Regions from separate parts of the Homo sapiens genome. Here region 1 is linked to region 2. The links are chromatin loops, found by intact Hi-C in ENCODE. Cell type or tissue: OCI-LY7. All regions are shown on one strand. Links, peaks and the distances in the headings refer to the core of each region. The heading gives the core; the rest is flanking DNA. Region 1 overlaps LOC105378415 (a long non-coding RNA gene). Region 2 has its middle 160 kb from the start of PTEN.

Region 1 (11,201 bases), core at 1,331-9,330, 64 kb after region 2:
CACATGTTCTGTTCTAAGGCACAACAGACACAGCTGACAGACAGCATGAAGGAATGGCCCTCAGCACAAGGAGCTGCTACGTGCATTTGGGCAACACCTTCCTGCCAAGCTTGCAGAATACTTGGGCATTTTAATCTATTAATCTCTAATACTATTCTCAGAGGAGGAAAGTGACTACCATATCCCCACAAAAGGAAACAAGCTTGATTTAATAGTTAAGGGTGTGTATAAAAAGGCTTGTTCAAACTTCATTTATCCCACAAAACATTATTGAGCATCTAATATGGTCTAGGAATGACTCTAGGTGCTAGGATACAGCCATAAGCTAAACTGATTAAAAACAATCAAGCAAGTCAGCCATCAAACAAACAAACAGAAAAAAAAAAAACCCTTTCCAAATGGAGCTTTTATTCTAGTAGGGGAAGGCAGACAATATACCAAATAAAACATAAAATACAGAGTGTGTTTGATTTTGGTAAAAAATAAAAGAAAAATGAGAGTGAACATTTAGGGCAATCAGAGAAAGCCTCATGAAAAGGATGGCATTTGGACAGAGACCTGAAGAAAGTAAGGAGAACAATGACGGGGCAATCTGAAGAGAGAGCATTCCAGGTGGAGGAAACAGTAAGTGCAAATGTCTTGAGGCAGGAGTGTGCCTTGAGTGTTCTGTAACGGAAAAGAGACCAGTGTGGCTGGGACTATCTGTAGCAGAAGATGGGGTTGGAGAGATTATGGAGGCTTACAGGGCCTCTCAGTCACTGTTAAGACCTTTGGCTTTTCCTCTGAATGACATGAGAAGCCACTGGAGGCTTCTTAGTGGAAAGTAGCATTTTTCAGGACCAGCAGTGTGGAAAACAGACAGTGCAAGCACAAGGATGGAAGCAGGCGGGACAGTCAGGAAGCCATTGCCATCATGCTTGTGAGTGATGGCAGAGCTTAGACAAGGTAAGAGCAGGGGAGATACTGAAGAGTGGCTGAATTCTGCATATATTTTGAGGAACAGCCAACAGGATTTGCTGATGGATTGGATAAAGTAAGTGGATTATTTGAAGTTATTTTTTTCTCCCTACCCAAAAGTTATTGTAGCTATTTTCAGGCATAGATAGAAAACTACCTAGATGGTTTATTAGCCTTGGTTGGATACTTTTTTTTCTTTTTTTGAGACGGAGTCTCACTCTGTTGCCCAGGCTGGAGTGCAATGGTGCAATCTCGGCTCACTGCAACTTCCGCCTCCCAGTTTCAAGTGATTCTCCTGCCTCAGTCTCCCAAGTAGCTGGGATTCCAGGCATGCACCACCACGCCTGGCTAATTTTTGTATTTTTAGTAGAGACAGGCTTTTGCCCTGTTGGCCAGGCTGGCCTCGAACTCCTGGACTCAAGTGATCCGCCCACCTCGGCCTCCCAAATTGCTGGGATCACAGGTGTGGGTCACTGCACCTGGCCGGTTAGACATTTCTTATATTCCTTTAGACAATGTTTTAATGTATATGATATAAGTAAACCAAACCTTCTTATAAAAATCATATACAAAATGAAAACTCCCATTTGCTATCTCATGCTTCTTTTCTAAAAAATAGGTAATCCCTATTATGTTTGATTTTTTTATGTGTGCATTTACGTGTTTGAAAATTTATAGTTTCATTCTTTCATGTTGATGGGATCATATTGTTCACATTAATTTTTGCTTAATATATCTTGAAGACCTTTCCAAACTAGTACATAAAGACCCATTTCATTCTTTTAGATTACTTAGAAAATCCTCTAGAAATGCAGCTGACTCATTTCACTCCTGTCTCCTAATCACTGTCTACATTGGAAATCAAAGACAAGCACCCACATGCCCTAGGCAGAGTCTCTACTTCCAGAAAACATCCACAAGATGACATTTTAGAGTTGAGGGAATGATCCCAGCACGCATAGCCAACCTATTTGAAATGTCTTTCTTGTTCTTGGAAGGGATCACAGGGGCCTTGAGTCATTTTAAACTGCTTCTGCTGCAGAAAACTCTTTGGGCATTTTGTGCCCCTGGTTTCCCAAATCTCACTCCCTGGCATGCTTGGCTTGAGAAAGGTAAAAAGCCCAGGGTGGCAGGCTGGTCTGGCATTAAATGGTAAGTGAATTTGCCAAATCAAAACGGAAGCATCTGGCTCGACAAGGATAAGTAATGCAAATGAATGAAAAGAGCATGTATCTATGCTTTTCCCTTGGTTATTAGATATTGCATTCATTGTTATTTGTTGTAACTGTATGAAATTACAGGAAAATTACAAAATACAGAAAAAAGTTAAATGATAATCACCAGAAAGCCCCTTTCCTGCGCTGCCGCCTGCCTCCCCTGGCACCGCCGCCTGCCGCCCCGGAAGACTATTTGGGTATTTACAAGAGAATTAGAAATTGAGATTGTGGCTTACCTATCCTACATGGTCACCATAGTAAAAGCTTCTAACTCTGCCTGCCTCTTCTGCCTCTGTGTATGAATGTGTCATGAGGCAGGTAGGAGGGAGCACAAACACATCCTATTGGAAAACCAACTCCAGGAGTGCGCTTTCCAACACTGGGGACTCTTCATATGGGACGCAATATTATAATGCTAGAGGAAGTTGTGTTAGTTGACCAGGGTTTCCAGCAGTTGGAACAATGCTCAAAATTCAGCATCTGCCCTTCCCCCTGCTATACTACCCCCTGTCCCCCACCGAGGCAACTAGAACACAATCATGCCTTCTTCTCATGTTTGTTCACCTGTTTTCAATTAATGGCAGGGACCTAGTCCCTTAGCTTAGTTGGATTGGTACCTGCAGGATAGGAGACACAGCCAGGTGGGTGGGAGGAGCTGGGTCACAAGACACATTGGAGCTCAGTTCTTCCCAGCACAGCTGGGCTGGGTGTTTGCCTTGGCACCCAGTGCCACTCCACTCAGCTCTGACATGATGGCTGGAAACACTGGCCTGGAATAAAGTGGGAAGCATTCATGCATATTGTGCCAACAGGGTGCTGCATCAGCTGTTCTAGCTACTGAGTGCTAGTCATCTAGCCTTTTGCCTTTGGTGCAAATAATTAGGCTTATTATGGGTATTGAGTTGTCAAAAAAAGGCTTCTGTTTTATGACCAGCAATATTTATTAAACATAAGAATAGTGCTACAATGTGGGGTCTTAAGAAGTTATTAGACAGAGTCCTTGCCCTCAAGAAAAGACTCATAATCCAGTGGCAGGGAGAGAATGTGAGAGAAATAGAGAAATAGTATTTTCAGGCAGCAAGTGGTGAGTGCTACATGAATAGAACAGAAGTTAAACATTCATGGTGGTCAGCAGAAGAAGACATGACTATGTGCTAAAGTGGACATGAGATCAAAGCTTCATGAAAGAGGGAGAATTTGGTGTGGGACTTAAAGGAAGTCCAGGGTTTAGAGAAGTGGAGATGAGAGTTAGAAAATGTCAGGCAGACAAGACAGTTCAGGTAGAGGCTCTAGAGGTGGAAAGGAGATGTGCAAGAAGTAATACTGGTAAATATTGCAAAGGAAGAATCAAAAAGCACAAAAAAGTAGGAAAAGAGAGGAAAGGCAGGAGACATTTTAAACTTGTAAAGATAGATTATTGGCAAAATGATTGTCATTAGCTGAAGTGGGGATTTCTGGAAGAGTCATTAGTTTTGGGGGAAATGACTTTGGGAGTTGCTAAATTGAAGGATGAGAATGCATGTATGAAGGGAGTCTAGTCCAGGAGGGAAATCAAGACATATTTGGTAGTTCCAGTCTCCTGAAAACTCAGGTACCAAATGTCATGCACAGTGACTGGAGAGACATATTTGGAAGTCAGTTTCAAGGCCCAGTAAAATGATATGACTGGATGAGATCTCCAAAGATGGAGCAGCAGAAAACCACTGTCTGAATCTTGCTTGTGCACACGCGTCAGGGGGTGGAAGGAGGAAGTGGACACAGCAGATGTGGCGTACTGGCTTGCGTGGTCGTAGTAGGGTTAAAAGGTTCCCAACAGAAAAGGGAGGAGAGAGAGCCAAAGTGGAGCACTGTTGCCTTCTGGATTGCCACTGAGAAGCTGAGAAGGAGCACTGAGAATAAGCCACTGAACACCGCAACTAGAAGTCTTTGGTGGCTCTTGAGAAAGCAATTTCAGTAGTGAGCGCATCAGTTTAGCAGGTGTTTGGAGTGAATGGTAATGAAATAAATAGAGGACACATAGACCAGTGGTTTTTTGAACTTGGCTTGAACACTGTAATCACCTGGAGGGTTTTTAAAAATTACAAATTCCTAGACCTCACATCAGACCTTATGAGTCAAATCTTTAGTTGACAGGCCTAGGAAACTGAGTTTTTGCAGATGACTTAGATGAAGCCAGTTTATAGTCAGCATTTGTGAACCCACTGGGAGGTAATAAAAGATGAGAAATAGGAGACACTTGAGGGGACGGTAGGGTTGAGGAAGTTTTCTGGGTAGTATTTTTTTCTTGTTTCTTTTTAGAAAACAGGAGACTCAAGCTCCTTTTCCAGGCAGTGAAGATATGAGTGAGACCAAGTATCCTCATGGAGAAATCAGCTCTAGGAAATAGGAGAGGGACCTCCAAGCCAGGTGGGTGAAATCAGGCCTGGGAAGAGATAGATGGCAAGGTGGTAGGAGGTGGAGATTAAAGTGAGAATTCAAGGAAGTGAAGGCAACTCCTGCAATCTTTCCAAATTAAGCTTTGTGTAGTCTTTGAAGAGTGATTCAATTCACCTAAGAACCTTGCATATTCCTCCTTATGACTTTGTTGAGCATATTACATGGCACTTTCATAATGCCAGCTACCCAGGAAATGCAGGTTATGAAAGCTTAGAATTATGAAATGACACAGGTTGTGTGGTTAAACATGAGCTTATCTTTTGAAAGTTTCTATTTCACAGCTTCTGAGGGGATGCACTGTGCATGACTTTTGGTACCTGAGTTTTCAGGAGACTGGAACTGAAAGGAAGAATTCACCAACTACCTGTTTTAGCCCCAGGCAGCATCATCAGAGTCATGCTTGGAGGTGGAAGGGAACACCCTTGTGGCTGGGCCCACAGAACATGTTGAAAACGAGTTCTCAGTATTGTGGCAGGAAGTATTGGGTCACGAGTCGCAACTCACACCTTTCTATAGCTGGCTGTCTCAGCTCTTTGTGAAATCTGGGTCTGAAATCACCTCCTTCTCCCTTCTTCCCTGTGTCTGCACAGTCCAACTGCCCTTTGTGGATTATCTTTGCATCTCGTGAAGCACATACCTAGCATGTTCTTATGATAGCAGTGTGGTCCAGATAGTGAATAACAACCACTACAGCCTATTGAACTCTTATTCTGTGCATTTTATCTAGCCCTTCTTCTGGAATGTGCCTCTGCAAAACTTCTGTTTTAACATCTGTGACAATTAAGTGATTTTTTTCATATTATAAAAAACAATACAACAAATATTAATAACAGTGCTCATTGTATGCCAGGCACTGTTTTAAGTATTTTATGTATCTTGATGCACTTAAACTTCAGAACCACCCTGTGATGTAGTTATTCTGATCCCCATTTTACAGATGAGGGAATTGGAGCTCAGCGAGCAGACATGTGGCTCCAAAATCATATAGCTAATGAGTGATGGGTCAGTGTACTGATACCGAAGCCAGAGCTGTTAACTCATAAATGATGAAATAGATTGAAATGTAGTTCACTAGAAGGGGAAGACATCTTTAGGAATTTGCTATTGATTCAGGTTGCTCCCTGATTTTTTAGCACAAGCGTGGCAAGGCATTCTTCCAATAACCTCAGCTGAAATGCCTGCTTGGAGGACTCAGGTGCTCCATCTTCATCACGTATGTGCTGCTTGGGTTTAGAAAAGCCAGGTGGATCAGTCCCTGAAGCCTGTAATACTTTCCATCATCTCACAGAACACAAGAGTGAGGCTGACCCTCTGCCTACATCTCAGAAAACCTGAGGGACAGAGAGGTCATTTATTTACTCCTTCAACAAATAGTCCATTTCTTGCACACCTCTCTGTGACTTGTCCTGTGTTTGTGGTGTAGAAACAGAGGCATGGGGTGCAGTCCCAGGAGAGGGTGCTCGCAGGAGCACAGAGAAGACTACTCAGGGTGATCCACCCATGCCAGATGGACATACATAGGAGGGCCCTAACCCAGGTAGTGAGATGAGCATGTGTTAGTTTTGTGAACTGAAGCTTATCCCCGATATAGAGTGAAACCTTAGATTGCAGACTTTCAGGATTCAAGGTAGGAGGATGGTACATTCCCATGACGGTAGGCTACAGGGGTGCTGTGACTGTGATTTCTCTCTTGCCCATGGAGAAAAGTGTGACAAGGGCAACAGCCCTGACAACTGCTTGGTGAGAGGAGAGCATGATTATCTGGCACTGTGCCAGCAGTGCTGTGCGAGCTGGGGACTGAGGATCAGGCTGACCTTGATTGGAGGTCTTCCCCACGATTTGCTAGCCGGGTGACTTTAGGCAAGGTATTTGCCACTCTGAACCTCAGTTTCTTTATTTATAGAGATGGAGACAAGAATACCTACCTTACTGGGTTGTTGGGAGAATTCATGAGCCAATGAACATAAAGTATTCAGCATTCCTTCTAACAAATGCTCAGGAGAGACTGTAGCTAACACTCAGCCAGTGCTTACCAAAGGCCAGGCACTGTCCTGTGCCAGTGGTTCTCAACTAGGGGGTGATTTTGCCCCCAGAGGACATTGGGCAATATCTGGAGACATTTTTGATTCTCATGATTGGGAGGGAGGGTGCTGCAGATTTCTAGTGGGTAGAGGCCGGGGATGCCGCTAAACATCCTGCAATGCTCAGGACAGCTCTCCACAACAAACACTCACACCATGCAAATGTCCATAGTGCCCAACTTGGAAACTGTTCTTCGTATGTGTTAACACAAAAAATCCTCATAGGAACGCATGTGGGAGTACCATCTTTATTTTCCTGGTTTAGATCAGGAAATATTAGACAGTCCATTAAATGACTTGGAAATTAAATAGCATACTCAAGCACAAGCAGCTAGAGTAAGAGCCAGGATTTGAACCCTAGCAATCTTGCTCCAGAGTTCTTATGTTTAACCAGTTACCCTAGGTGAACTCTTGTAGGAGTGAGTCAAAAGGCAGTGTGTATGGGATATCGAGAGGCTTCCCTTTCTCCATGCCAGCCATTCTTAAACTCCTGTGAGCATCAGATGACTTGAAGAGCAGGCTAGAAATACAGATCCCAGGGCTCCACACCCAAGTGATTCTGATGCAGCTGCATTTGGGACTCTTACACTAGCCCTCAGGAAAGTTTCCACACATAATAGCAGCATGATACCAGACTTAGAGTCTTGGAGGTTGTTTTCTGAATCTCAATTTTTCAAAAAATACTATATGTAGAGCTTAACATAGTTTTAGAATGCTGTCTAAGAAAAACAAGTATAAGACAAATGCTTTTGAGGCTGGGGAATCACAATGTCTCCTTCAAGAGGACCCTCCAGTTATCTTGGTTTGCTCCTAGACCCTTTTTTTCATATGAGGACGGGACAGTTGCACGTGGCTGCTTTCCCATCACCTCAAGTGCTCAAAGCTGGACTTGTTATACCTTCTTTTCCTCACTCTCACACTTGCTCTTGATAATATTGTCCTCACTGCTGTCTCAGTTAGCCAATTACACAGGCCCTGAGCCCAAAGCACCTTGGAATTTGCCTTCCTTCCACTATGCAGCCAATCTTTAACGTCTTAAAATTCTTCTTTCAACACATTTCTCACGTTGATCATGAACTTCCTGGTTTTGTTCTTTATCACCCAGGCTTAGACTATTGTAGTAACCTCCTACCTGGGCTGCCATCCTCAACTCTTTCCTCCAATACGTCCAGCCAGGCAAATCATCTGAAAATTCAATTTTATTTTGTTTATGCATTCACTGATGTAGTCACAGGTATTTATTGAGCACTCCTCTGTGCTAGGCTCTGTCCTGTGCACACAAAGATGAATTTGACCCTATCAAGTCCCTGTCTTACTCGGAGTCTCCAGCTCCTTATACCATCACAACTGCCCTCCTACCCCACCCCACATTTCTCTGCACAGCTTCTCAGCTCTACTCATTACCCACTGGCTTGTCTTTGCTCATTACTACCTCTACAGCTTTGTCATGTTCTTCTCTACCCAAGGCATGCTTTCTCTCTTATCCATATGTCTAACTTCTATTCATCCTTCAAAACCCAGATCAAATCATGTTTCCTCAATAAATTCTTTCCTGAACATTCTTTCCCAGGACAATTTCTTCTGTCCCATGGTCTTATAGTATCTAATGTCACTATTATTTTTGGAACTGCTACTTATGCACACATGGATTCATTTTTTTGCATGTCTGGTAGGAGAAAAGGGGTTGCTGTTTGGAGCAGTTTATGGTAAAGGATTTAGCCACTCTGGGCAGCATGGTAGATGTAGACACAAAATAGGCGTCATTCTGCCAATTGTAGTTTTAAATTCCTGTGGATGGACCTCAGAGGCCAGATCTGTAGGCTACGTGTCTGGCTTACCCACTTGGACCAAGTGCTGCTACTCAGAATGGCCCAAACCCACAGAGGCCTTAGTTAGTATCTGTGTCTGGCAATAATTCCAAGAATTTCTGAATTTGCCTGTCAGTGAGTCTTCCCAGAGTTCTGTTAGCTAAACAGAAAGAGGAATGCTTTAGCAATAGCTCATATTTATGGAGTGTTTACGATGCATTGGACACTGTGTTAAGTACTTTACATGCATCAGCTTGTTCAACCCTCACAGTAACCACATAAAGTAGAGATTATTCATTTCATTTTGGATGTGAAGAAATGGAGGCTAAGAGTTAAGTCACTTGCCTAAGTTCACACGGCTGGTAGCAGGTGCAGTCACGGGAACCCAGGCCTTTCTCTTCCTACTGTTATCTTTTAACCCTTCTATGCATTCAAGGGTCAGCTACAAAAATATCAGGGACACCCAAGGCTTTCTGATTTTTAAATGAACCCTGGAACTTGTGGTATCCGTCATCTGAAAAGCTTTGTATTGAAATAAGGCTTATTTTAGAGACGACATGGTTCTAGCCGAAAAGATGTTAAGTCATATTCAGAAAAAAAAAAGATTTAAAATAACAGCTGCTTTGTCATAACCCCCTTCTATCCTCAAAGCCCGGCTCTGGGCAACCGATAAGATACTGTGTACAAGGGCACATGCATGACGTTTTCTAGGAAAACTGGTGGGTGAAAGGCTTCCTGAGAAATTTCACACTGGAAATAAACACTCTTGTAGGGTATGTTTCAAGGAAGATCTTGAAATCTTTTCTTCTGGGTACATGACTCTTGCCCTTTGTTTATAGTTGTCATTAGTTCAGGTGGTCTGAAATGCCTGATGTTGAAAATATTTGCCATTTCGAATTTCCCTTTGGCCGTGAGGGGGTGAAGGGACATCTCCTAGGCTTATAAAGGACAGAATCACATGACTTAGAGAGATGGAATTTGTACCCATTGGCAGAGGTACGGGTCTTTATGGATTTAAAGTGTGTCTATTTACAGAAGCAACCCTGATAGGGATAGTGGTTTCATAATTTTTAAAATGTGCTTTTATTTTTTTTAATAAAAATACAGATTTTGAGAAGCAAATAGCTGACATAAAGTGAGCCAACATTTTAGTCCCCCCTCCCCCGCCACCCCCCCAAAAAAAAGCAGAAAAGAATGAAGGTCTTGGTGATTCTCAATATTATATCTTTTCTTTGGAGTCAGTTATATTTTGGTAACAGTTCTTATTAAAATAATAGCAGACACCATTCTTAATAAAACTTTTTTAAAGCTGGATGAGTCCCTAAGGGAATTGCTAATGGTAAGAAGTATAAAAAATACTTCACTGAACCTGTTTTTAAATTCTCTAATGTTTAAATTCTCCTACTCTCTCAACATGCAGCTTCTCCCAGAAGAATGCCTCACCTTTAAAATTTGTCTTAATAATATGAAATATCAAGTCACTTTTACTCTTCATTTTTAATTTTAACATTAAATACGCCTTTTCCCTCTCATAGTTTTTACAGTTAATATACTTGGAATTATGTTGGAGAAATGTAATTTTGGTTTTATTTCTTTCAGAATTCGCTAATGTAAAAAATGCATTTTGAAAAATATTAGACTTACTGAGAGGTCAAATTTTTTCTTCAGTTTTTCAGAAGATGGAAGCAGTGGAATAGAATACTATTCTTCCCCAACTTGCATTAGGTGTTAAATAGCACTCTTTTTCTACTTTCCTGTTTACTTGTCGTATCTTTCCATCTATCACTCTTAGTTTGTGACTTCTATTATCAAGGATACCTCATGGTCTAAGAAGGCTGCTGAAGCTCCAGTCATTATTTTGGAGGTCTAGTTGGGCAATAGGAAGGAGAACTTCCTGAAGGACCTATTAATAACTTCTGCTTAGATCCCATTGGCCACCGCTGGCTGATGTGATGTGATGTGATGTGGATGATGTGATGTAATGTAATGTAATATATTTTTTCAGCTGGGAACATTGCCCAAGATTCTGTAGGTAAGAATAAAGAAAGAATGGATTACCAACGGAAGTCTCTGTCACAATGTCTGTGCTTTAGTCTGGCAAAGCTAAATTAAGCTGCAGCAACAAAGTAACCCCCAAATCCTGGTGACCTGATGCAACAAAGACATCTTTCTTGTTCATGAATTGCCTGATGTAAACCCAGTGGCTCTCCAGTGTAGTTCTCCAAGTGATGACTACCTCCTTTTAAGGTCCCTGCTTCTCAGCAGTGGCTTCTGGGATGCTAAGGTAAGAGAAGATAAAACTGGAGAGTCTCACAAAAGCTTTTCACTGCCCCAGACTGGAAATGACACACAGCACTTCTACTTACAGCTCTTTGGCCAAATCTAGTCTTGGAGTCCTTCCCAACTGCAATGGGCCTAGGAAGTATCATCTTCCTTGTGCCCAGGAAAGATCCTGTGATGATGACTTCTCTGTTTATGTAATTGAGTTCTATTTCCAAACTAAGACAATTATGTTACATAGATTCTGAAGCAATATAATATCCTGTTTTCAGCAACCTTTCACTAAGTGGTTACTACTTGCCAATGCATGGTGTCAGATGCTAGGGGAACAGACATGAAAAAGACACCAAGTCCCTTTCAAGGAACTTATTGATTAATAAAGGAGACATAAGCACACCTGAAGAATAATAAGGACAATAATA
Region 2 (11,201 bases), core at 1,981-9,980:
GGCGCAAGATAAGAAAATAGGCTGGGTGTGGTGGCTCATGCCTGTAATCCCAACACTTTAGAAGGCTAAGGTGAGAGGTTCCCTTGAGTCCAGGAGTCTGAGGCGAGCCTGGTCAATGCTGTGAGACCCCCATCTCTACAAATAATTTTTTTTAATTAGCTGAGAGTGATGGCATGTGCCTGAAGTCCCAGCTACATGGGAGGCTGAGGCGGGAGAATGGCTTCAGTCCAGGAAGTTGAGGCTGCAGTGAGCTATGTTCTCACCACTGCACTCCAGCCTGGGTGACAAGGGAAACCCCATTTCAATCAATAATAATAATAACAATAATAATGTAGTTTTAATAAAAGGAGAACAGGAAGAGAGCAGATGAAAAAGAAATTAAATTACAGAGAAATGGCTCAAGTAGGCCTTGAAAAGAAGCAGTCTGTGTTACCCTTGGAAGTTGCCTGCTTGTGTTGTTGGCAGGATAATGGTACTTTTAGGAAAGTGGAGAATGCCAGAGAAGGAGAAGGAAGTGAGGAGGAGGAAGAAATAGGGGAGGAGAACTCATTCTTGAATCAGTTTAAGAAGCTTCAAAGACTCAATTGATGAGTGAACATCAGATTTAAATACACCCTGTCTCCATTAGGGAGATACCCAGAAAGATGCACTATGTCATGGCTAAATTAGGCTGAGTTTCATGTCTGCATGAAGAGAAGTGTATTGGTCTATGTCTGTAACATATATATCACTAAATTTTTCAATGTTTTTGTAATTTGTATAAAAATCTCAAAAAAAAAAAAACAGTCTTTTTTTTTTCCCAAGGGGATTAAGCTATCCTATGGCGTATAGCCTTGGGTTTTTATTTCATTGTAATAATTTTCTAGTCACTTAAAAAGTTCTTGCGTATTTAGAATTTATTACTCCAAGTTTGAAAAATCTAAGGCTTTGTGTCTTAGCACATTGCATCTCTGTTAAGACATTCTTTCCACAAAGACATTAGAAGGATCTCTGGAGGTGACTGATGAAACAATAATTTTGAGTGGATTTAGGGTTTTAATTACTGTTTTATTTAATTGTGAGTGGGCACTGTGGAAAAAAAATCCATCAACAAAGGAAACAATTGTTCCAAAGAATTACATCTGCATTTATTCTCTGTCAAAAATTTCTCATTAAAAATGTGTTTCTTTAAAAGTAACTCAAAGCAGCTGATGAAATACAAGAGCATGGAAAGTTTCAAATCCCAGTGCAAACTGGATTCATCCAAGATCATTTGCCAGAGACTTGACTCCATGGTAAAGAGCTTCTCACCATTTCTCACATCCATTAACTGGGTTTCATACTTACGCTCAGATGCTGGCAGTTTTATTTCCATAGGTGGATATTTTCCACTCAAACACTTCCTTTTCATAATACTTTTGATGTCTCTAGAGCATTAATACTGTTTGACTTTTCTCTTTAGTGATGACTCTGACTCATGTTTTTTTTACTTTAAGAGAGTGGGTGAAGAAAGAAAGAAGCCATAGGCAGCTCTACTAAAGAGGTGAAAATCCTAAAGACCATTCCACAATGTCTGAACCACCATCAAAGACTAGTGTGTGAGAAATGACAGTTACTGAGATTATTCCCAAACCATTCTCTAGTTTTTTTGGAAAGATCAGGCCTGCATGAGAGGCCACTGGGGTAAATCTTACAAAAAAATAAGACTGTAGGAAAAAATAGAACTACCATTTGATCTAGCTGTCCCTCTTTTGGGCATAAACCCAGAGATAATGAAATCACCACCTTTTTAAGATATCTTCACCCCCATGTTCACTGCAGAATTATTTACAATAGCCAAGATATGGAAACAACCTAAGTGTCAATCAGTGGACAAATGGATAAAGAAACTGTGGTGTGTATATACAATGGAATATTATTCAGCCCTAAAAAAGAGCAAGATCTTGCCATTTGCCACAACATGGATGAGCGTGGAGGATATTATACTAAGTGAAATAAGCCAGACACAGAAATACAAATACTGCATGATCTCATATGTGGAATATGACCTCACATGTAGAATATGCTGTCACATGTGGAATCTAAAAACAAATTCACTGTTGGGCCCTGTGACTCATGCCTGTAATCCCAGCACTTTGGGTGGCTGAGGTGGGAGAATCACTTGAGACCAGCCTGGGTAACATAGTGAGATCCTATCTCTACAAAACAAATTTAAAAGATAGCCAGGCATGATGGCACCCACCTGTAGTCCCAACTACTGAGGAGGCTGAGGTGGGAGGATAGCTTGAGTCCAGGAGGTCGAGGCTGCTGTGAGTCATGATCATGTCACTACATTCCAGCCTGGGTGACAAAGTGAGACTCTGTCTCAAAAAAAATAAATAAATAAAGTAAATACATTGAAAATATTTAGAGACAGAGAACAAAACAGTGATTACTGAGGCAGGGGTAGAGAGTGAAGACGAAATGGGGACATGTGGGTCAGAGGATAGAAAGTGGTAGATATGTAGGATGAACGAGTCTAGAAATCTCATCTACAACATGAAGATCTTAGGTAATTAAATTGTGCTGTGTATAGAATTCACTGTAAATGAGTAGATTTTAGCTGCTCTTGCCATGGGTAACTATGTGAAATGACGACTATGTTAATTTGTTTTCACTATAATAACCTTTTTACTATCTCTGTATATCCCTTAACATGTTATATACCTTAAATATACATAAAAACGTTTATTTTTTTAAAAAGATTACAGAAAAACATCTCTTTGAAGCTGGCACTGCTGATGAAAACTAAAGCAATAGATGGAGAAAAGAGGACGATAAAGAAAATTTGGGCTGATATTCTCCAGAAAAGGAAAGGGTGGCCACCTTGTCAATGGATTTGTTGAGCACCCATTATGTGTGGGAAGGGATTACCAAACGCTACAGAAATCTCTGTCTTGAGGTCATGTAACAGTCTATTGAGGGAACAAGGCACATATATACCAAAATGATTTAAATAGCAAGGTAAGAGTAGCATAATAATTCTCAGCAGCTACTGAGCGTTGTATAGACATTGCTTATTTAATACTTACCAAATCAGCCCATGAAGTAGATGGGTTTGTTAAAATGTATTTGCTGACTGGCAACAGAAAAGCCAAAAAAATATATACTGGCTTAAACAAGTAAGGAGGTTATTTATATCATGCTACAAAAAGCCTAGAGTTTGTTGCCCTGGTTAGGACCACCTGGGACACAGTCTCCTCCATATTTCTGCTCTACAGCCCTTAGCTCCACAGTCATAGTTGCTGCCCATTCAAGCATCACATCTGTGTGTAAAGCAGGATGAAGGATGGTGTAACGGGCGTGGGGCACTTATATAAGAAAAGGAATGTTTTCCCAGAAATTCAAGAATACTTCCTCTTATATACTATTAGCCAGAACAATGTCAGTAGGCTACCATCAGCTTTAAGGAAGCCAGTTGCTTGAGCATTTTAGCTGGGCACATTGTTACCCTGAACAAAACTGGGGCTCTATAAGAAGGAAAAATGAGGAGAGAACTTACATTGGGAACATAAATAGCAGTGTCTGCCATGGTGGGTTGACTATGTCATTTTACAGATAATAAACTGAGGCTCAAAGAGGTTAAATGGTTTGCTCAATTTATCATACAACCAGCAAATAGCAGAGCCAGGGTTAAAACCCAGATGTGAGTGAATCCAAAGTTTTTACTCGTAACTCCCATTCATTACTGTCATGTGGCGCTTCAAATGAATGATATAAATAACTTGATGGTAAATGCAGGGTGGGAGTAGATCAATACGATTTTGGTAGGTAGAAAATAGGGAGTAAAATCATGCAGAGAGAAAGATTTTTCCTACTGTTGGAGGCCTTTGGGGGACAGGAAAAAGTCCAAATTGATTATCAGAGAGTTATTGTTAGGGAAGAATGGGAAGAAAGCTCAGAAAGAAGTGCTGGGACACCAGGCTTCCTTGATAGCTCCCAAGTAACAAGTCCAAAATGGAATTTCTGATTTCTCTGTTCCCTAATCCACTTTATTCTCCATCTTTTCCCATCTCAGTAAAATTCACATTTATATGCCCAGCTGGTTAAACAGAAAATCTGAGGGTTGACATTCATCCTTCTGTTGCCCTCACTCTCACATCTGCAAGTTCTGAAGTATTTACCTCCAAAATATCTCTCACTATGTCCTTTCTGTCACTATCTCTGCCCCTTGCTCATCCAGCTTGCCACCAGCGTGTGCTTGAGAATGGAAACAGCCTCCTCCTAATGGGTCTGCTTGCTTCTTCTCTTGTCTCCTTTAGCCAGTTCTCCACTTGGCAATCTTGAATGAACTTTAAACATTGTAAGCCAGATCATATGACAGCATCCACTTAAAACCCTCCTGTGGTTTTTGTTGCACTTGGAAAGGACCCCAACTATGTCTTTGGCTTAGACCCCAGCTTTGTTTGTGACCCTGCACAGTCTAGTACTTCCTTACCTTTCCAATCCCATCTTGCACCGCATTCACCTTTGCTCACTCTTGGGCTCCAATTACAGTAGCTTCTTTGCAATTGTTGAAATGCTTCTTGCCTTGCCCAAGATCCTTCTTTATGGTTTGGAGTACTTTACCCCTGGTCAACTCCTGTTTCTTCATATTTATGCTTAAACATCATCTCCTCAGGCGGGGTTCCCCACGTGCTCTCTCTAAATCCAGTCCCTCTTGTTCTTCTCTATCAGAAACTTAATGATTTCATTTTTTTTCACATTCAGATTACTTTCCTACATATGTAATTATACCTTTATTTGTTATTTGTTTACCTTTTTCTGGTCTGTCTCCCCTGCCCCCTATTAAGAACAATGAGGGCAGAAGCTGTATTTGTTTTGCTGCTGCTATATATCTGGTAACACAGTGCTTGGCACAGAGTAGGTGCTCAATAAATGTTTGAATGAATGAATGAGTGAATGAATAAACAACTGACAAGATTGACTTGGCAAAGTCTCAAATGCCAGTAGAATGTGTTGCACACACAATTAGAAATAAAGCTTGTGGGCCGGGCGCGGTGGCTCACTCCTGTAGTCCCAGCACTTTGGGAGGCTGAGGCGGGAGGATCATGAGGTCAGGAGATCGAGACCATCCTGGCTAACACGGCGAAACCCTGTCTCTACTGAAAATACAAAAAATTAGCTGGGCGTGGTGGTGGGCACCTGTAGTCCCAGCTACTAGGGAGGCTGAGGCAGGAGAATGGTGTGAACCTGGGAAGTGGAGCTTGCAGTGAGCCTAGATTGCGCCACTGCACTCCAGACTGGGCGACAGAGCCAGACTCCGTCTCAAAAAAAAAAAAAAAGGAAATAAAGCTTGTGGCCGGGCACGGTGGCTCACGCCTGTAATCCCAGCACTTTGGGAAGCTGAGGCAGGCAGATCACCTGAGGTCAGGAGTTCGAGACCAGCCTGGCCAACATGGTGAAACCTCATCTCTACTAAAAATACAAAAATTAGCTGGGCGTGGTGGCGGGCGCCTGTAATCCCAGCTACTTGGCAGGCTGAGGCAGGAGAATCACTTGAACCTGGGAGACGGAGGTTGCAGTGAGCCGAGATAGTGCCATTGCACTACAGCCTTGGGGACAAGAGCAAGACTTTGTCTCAAAAACAAAACAAAAACAAAAACAAAAACAAACAAACAACAACAACAACAAAAAATCACAAAAGAAATAAAGCTTGTTAAAGCAATGTTTGACAAGAAGGATTCATTTTATTTACGAGAATCAAATCCAAATGGCAGGTGGGGGATGTCTCTATAGCAGTTACCAGGATGGTCTCTGATAATTTTATGGAAACAATAAGAACTACATGTATTTAATTCTATTTTAATTTAACCATTCTATGTTCAGGGGGTAGAATTTTGATGATGACAACTACTTCCTCTTCCCTGGAGCACTGTTGAGAAACATTGCCCAGTGTGGCCCTGGGGAGCAGTTTCTGTTCTGGCCTGATCTGGATTCCTCTTCTCCCAGCTTCTGCTGACCTCCTTCTGACTCTGATGCTGGTCCTTAACCGACACTTGTCCTTAACCTACGCTGCCTGCTCAGGAATCAGTCACTTCCTTCTTTCAGGGTCTTTATTACTTACTATTTGCGGATGATTCTTGGTGTCTGAAATGTGATTGCTCAAATTTCACTTTACATAAGTCTGCACCAGTTGATATTTAGAAAAGTTTTACTTCCCTCTAATATATGCGCAAAAAACTGCCTGCTTGTTCAACATCTATACCTGAGTTCTTTGCCTCAGTAATAACAAGGATGATATCTACAGCAATAGTAACATAGCTTCTACTATTTAGTACTTACTATGTAAAAGGCATTGTGCTACTCCTTTGAGTAATTAACTTAATATTTTCCACAGGTGAAGAAGCTGAGGTATACAGCATGTATTAAATAGAGTGTGATAACTACTGTAACACACAAAGCCTTATTTTATTGCTCATGTCCATGTACCTTAGTGGTCAAGGGTGTCTACTCCACATAGTTATTCACGGATTCAGGCTCCTTTCATATGGGTCTCAGAATCCTCCCTTAGGTCCTCTGAATCTGGTGGCACTGACAAGACAAAGGAGAGAGGAAGTGGAGATCATACAAAAGGGTTTAGAACCCAGGCCTAGAAGTAGTGTATTCCTTCTGCTCAAATTTTATTGGCCAGGAATCAATTACATGCCTTTGTTGAAATGCAAGGGGGCTGGGAAATATAATCTTCTTATACACCTAGGAGAAGAGGAAACAATTTTGGTGAGTATCTAGCCAGTCTCTGCCACACAGAAATTAAACAACTTGTCATACAATAAATAAGTGCAGATCTGGGACTCAAATACATATTGGTTGGACTAGAAGCCTAAGCTGTTAGGCACATGTCTATCCTCTCTTTACCTGTATATGTACATTTTTTAATATAAAAACTTTTATATATATATGAAAATACATTTTTAAAGACTGTGCTGCAGCCACATGGTGAAAGCAAGTTTATAGTCTGCTCTTCGTCAGGAAGACTCACTACCTGATTAAGGGCCAGGCTGAAAATGTCTTCTTTGATGAGACAGAAAAATGCATGCTGTGACACTTCCTGTGTGAAGCCATATAACCTTCCTTTTCATGTCAGCAGCTCAGGGATCCTGTTCCTGCTTAACCTATTCCAGCCAGAGATCATGAGATCATATTAGACTAAGGACTTTGGACCTTATCCTGTGGCCAGCCTGCTAATGAAACTCTTAACTGGATGCATTTAAAATGCAAGTGATAGTCTCTCTTTGCTGTATGGGGAGGGCCTTACACCAGTGTAATGGGTATAACTTTGTTCTATAAGTTCAGGTGTGTAAAAAATGTACTTTACATTTTCCTTTAACTCAAATTACCATATTTTATTAATTCCAATACATGCCTTTTTGTATGCTAACATCTCTGAAATGTGGATCTAATAATTGATGGCATGTTTGAATTGCTATTTGCTGGGTGGCAGTGCTGATTTATTTGCCATTGTCTGTATGTGTGTGAACATGGTCATAGGTATTTAGATATTGTTACCTCTTTAGTTGAATAATATGCACTGTTGGTATTACCCAGGCAGAGTTTAGTTGCTGTTTGCAATATTTTCAAAAAGATTATCCTGAGTTTCAGCAATGAAATGAAAACTTATAATGAACAGAAAGGCTCAGAAACAGTAGTGGAGTGTAAATATAGTAAAGCAAAAAAAAATTATAAGAATCACTTCAAAGCTACAGTGTCATACAGAGTAAGAGAATTAAATTACTATAAGTATACGAAACTGCGATACAGAGTTATGTTAAAAAGCATTGCATGTTAGTACATGCCAAGCAAGAGCGCACTCACATTAAACCTTTTTGTTTTTTTTGTTTTTTTTTTTCTTTGAGACGGAGTCTCCCTCTGTCGCCCAGGCTGGAGTGCAGTGGCACAATCTCAGCTCACTGGAAGCTCCGCTTCCCGGGTTCACGCCATTCTCCTGCCTCAGCCTCCTGAGTAGCTGGGACTACAGGCGCCCGCCACCGCACCTGGCTAATTTTTTGTATTTTTAGTAGAGACGGGGTTTCACCGTGGTCTCGATCTCCTGACCTCATGATCCGCCTGCCTCGGCCTCCCAAAGTGCTGGGATTACAGGCATGAGCCACTGCGCCTGGCTCACATTAAACCTTTAACAATGGGTGACAACATCTTGGAAGAAAACCTGGAGTCAAGAGTGAGGATACTAGTAAGAAATGTTTCATCACCAACAGAGAAAAATAGTGAGGAGAAAAATATAAACAGTGATGTGGAAGAGTTAGACTCTGAATGAAGAGATATGTTTAGGAATTTCTTAATACATTTATTTTCTTTTTTATGTGTACAAGAGTGACATGTAATAAAAGTCTACGTCCCAACAAGTCTTAAAGGGCTTCTCCAGCAAGTATAAAATAAAAATTTGAAACAAAGAGAAAGCATTGTTTCATAGATTAATTGGGGGCATCTTTCTTTCTTGGTGGCACACAAATTAATGATGTATTTTACAATCGATGGCATTTTAGTATCAATGAAATAGCTAACCTCTCATTTGCACTCCCATTCCTTTGAGTATTGGAAATTAAATTTCAGTCAGTTAAGCACCACCTCTTCCCATGATTACCTTGCATTTCCTGGGGGCTTACGTATGGAAGCCCCTGAGATGACCATCATTCGGCCTGGTTCCTGGTCCTCAGGCAACAGAGATCATTGCTAGGGACATTTCGTTCTCATCTCAGAGCTCTTTCAAAGCTGGCTGGCTCTTTCTGCTACTTCTGTGTCTCTCTTGGATGCAGTTCCTTGGACACAGGAACTTACTAAGGCTGATAAGGCCCTAGGCTTATCAGTGGGCCCTTGGGAGCATAAAAGGTATTCTGTCCCTCCATGTCCTGCTGGGTGGCTGGGTAGCTGAGTACTGGTAGAATTCACTCCTCGTGAGTGCTCTTAGGCATACAGGAATCCAGCCTCTCTTCTGCATCATTTTGGCATGGGGAAACTTAATTGCTTTGGGCTGCTTAGATCTCACATGGCCACATTTTCTCCTATGACATCTTGCAGCCTCCATGACTTTACCTGGAGAAAGGGGCACACATATCATCAAGCCTGCATGGGGTTTGAGGCATTTCCCTTCCCATTCCCACAAGGTCAGTGGGTTGGGCCAGGCTGCAGGACCCACTGTCGGGGATCCACCGGTGTCCAGCTCTCTTAGCTTGCTTTCCACGTCTCCCTTTCATCCTAGTCTGGGCAATGTTTTCTAATATGGAGGGTCAGCTAGACTTTCTCTCAATTTATGTCCCAAATTCTTCTACTCCTCACTAGCTTTGGGCTCTAAAACCCAGGCCAAGAACAGAATTGTGGTTTTCCTTTCTAAGACAGGGTCTCATTTTGAGATAGGGTCTTAGGTTTTCCTTTCTTTTTGAACAAGTGGTTCTGAATGCACAGCTCACTGAATGGAAGAAAGGTCTGAGTGAAAAGAAACATGATAAAACCACACTGAGGAGCATTTCAAAATACTTTCCTAATGCAAATTCTTACAGTGCCTACTCTTTCACTCTTATTTTAACATGTTCTTTTTGGTCAGTTTCTTACATTGCTTGTTTTCTATATCAGCAACCTGGTGGCTGATTTCAATGATCCATCAAGGCTCCTTCCATTTATTTTCCCTAATCACCTCAGTAACCAGGGTGAAGGTATAGCCATTCTCTTCCGCCTCTTCTCTCTTTTTTTTTTTGAGATGGAGTTTCACTCTTGTTGCCCAGGCTGGAGTGCAATGGCGTGACCTTGGCTCACGGCAACCTCTGCCTCCCAGGTTCAAGCAGTTCTCCTGCCTCAGCTCCCGAGTAGCTGGGATTACAGGCATGCACCACCATGCCCAGCTAATTTTGTATTTTTAGTAGAGACGGGGTTTCTCCATGTTGGTCGGGCTGGTCTCGAGCTCCCGACCTCAGGTGATCCACCCGCCTCGGCCTCCCAAAGTGCTGGGATTATAGGAATGAGCCACTGTGCCCAGCCCCTCCTCCTCTTTTTATTTTTATAATATAAGGTTTATAATTTCTATTTCATTGAAAGAAATGAGTAACATACAGACTAGTAGAAGAAAGGGAAAAAAATACATAAAACTTCACTAAGACATCCCCTGGTTGGTGACATTCTGTTGTTTTTCCTTCTAGTTATTTTTTAATGCTTACTTGGCGTGTGCGTGTGTGTGTGTGCGATTAGCATTACATCAGACATAGAACTGTATATCCGGTATTGTTCATTCAACACTATGACTATTTTTCCTTATTATTATAAAATCTTCAGAAACATCAGTGAGTTGACGCAGCAGAGTTTACTCAAACCATTTGCCTAGTATGGAGCATTTAGCTTATTCTCACTGTTGTGAGAATATTTATACATAAATAATAGCATTATGATTGATATCCTTGTGCATGAAGTTTTTCCTACATTTCTGCTTATTTTCTTGAGTTAGTCTCCCAGAATTGGGATTACTAGAAAGACTACCGTTATAAAAACATGCTATTTCCCTGGACTTCATGCAGTATTTCCTCTCCAAATACGAAAATCTTTTACCTGGATACCCTATATCACAGGCTGTACTTGATGTTTCCAGTGGGGAAAAAAATCCAACTGCTGCTGATGCAAGAACATTGTATATCCTCACAAAGGCAAGACTGATGATACAAAAAATATAAAGCCAAAATCTTTGTCTGTTCTTTCCCCCTTTATCGATAGTTATAATAACTTCTCTGAGAGCAGTATATACTATTTGAGTGGAAGATTTCCACAGGCTTCTTTCGTTCACCTCCAGCTTCCTTAGATCTTGACGGCTTTTTCTGATCTCGTAACAATAATTTGCCATTTATCCATAGGAGGAGATGTTCTGTACCTACAAGTGGAAAGTCTGACTCAAATAGTTACTTCTAAAGTTATATTATTTTAAAATCTAAGCTGAAGTTCCATGGTGGATTTAACTTTGAAGAAACACCCAAAGCCAATCCATTCAAAGCATTGTGTTCTCCAAGCAGCTACTGTAGGTGGCTGAGCTCATACTCCAACAATGTGTCATCACTCCAGATGTCTTAGGCCTCCTCTTCTGAAACTACTGTCAAAATCTCTGGCACGTTTTTGAATATCCTCAATGAAGAAAAATCTTAATCTTTTTTGAGGAAGAATTGGATCTTTTGAAACTTTCAGTAGTTTTC

Evidence for each region. A loop is a pair of places that touch in the nucleus more often than their neighbours do. Peaks named below come from ENCODE experiments on the same cell type or tissue, not always from the same donor. Only the 100,000 strongest peaks of a DNase experiment are listed, where the experiment ranks them.
Region 1: a loop joins it to region 2, with 7 times the contacts of the local background. A loop is called at or near these places in 2 of 110 quality-filtered maps.

What each region holds. Positions count from the first base shown.
Region 1 is chr10:88,086,799-88,097,999 of GRCh38, forward strand. It overlaps LOC105378415 (a long non-coding RNA gene), which reads right to left. Exons shown (of 6, transcript XR_007062225.1): 2 at 2,792-2,944. Among named protein-coding and RNA genes, the nearest start is that of PTEN, 230 kb to the left of the region's middle. RefSeq lists an enhancer at 4,997-5,046. In OCI-LY7, for the core only: CTCF peaks have their summits at 3,280 and 4,975; DNase peaks (open chromatin) are centred at 5,063 and 6,383; H3K27ac peaks cover 708 bases.
Region 2 is chr10:88,021,721-88,032,921 of GRCh38, forward strand. No RefSeq gene overlaps it. Among named protein-coding and RNA genes, the nearest start is that of PTEN, 160 kb to the left of the region's middle. RefSeq lists a silencer at 5,887-5,936. In OCI-LY7, for the core only: no CTCF peak of the experiment used is centred there; DNase peaks (open chromatin) are centred at 5,961, 6,571 and 7,051; H3K4me3 peaks cover 1,156 bases; H3K27ac peaks cover 1,915 bases.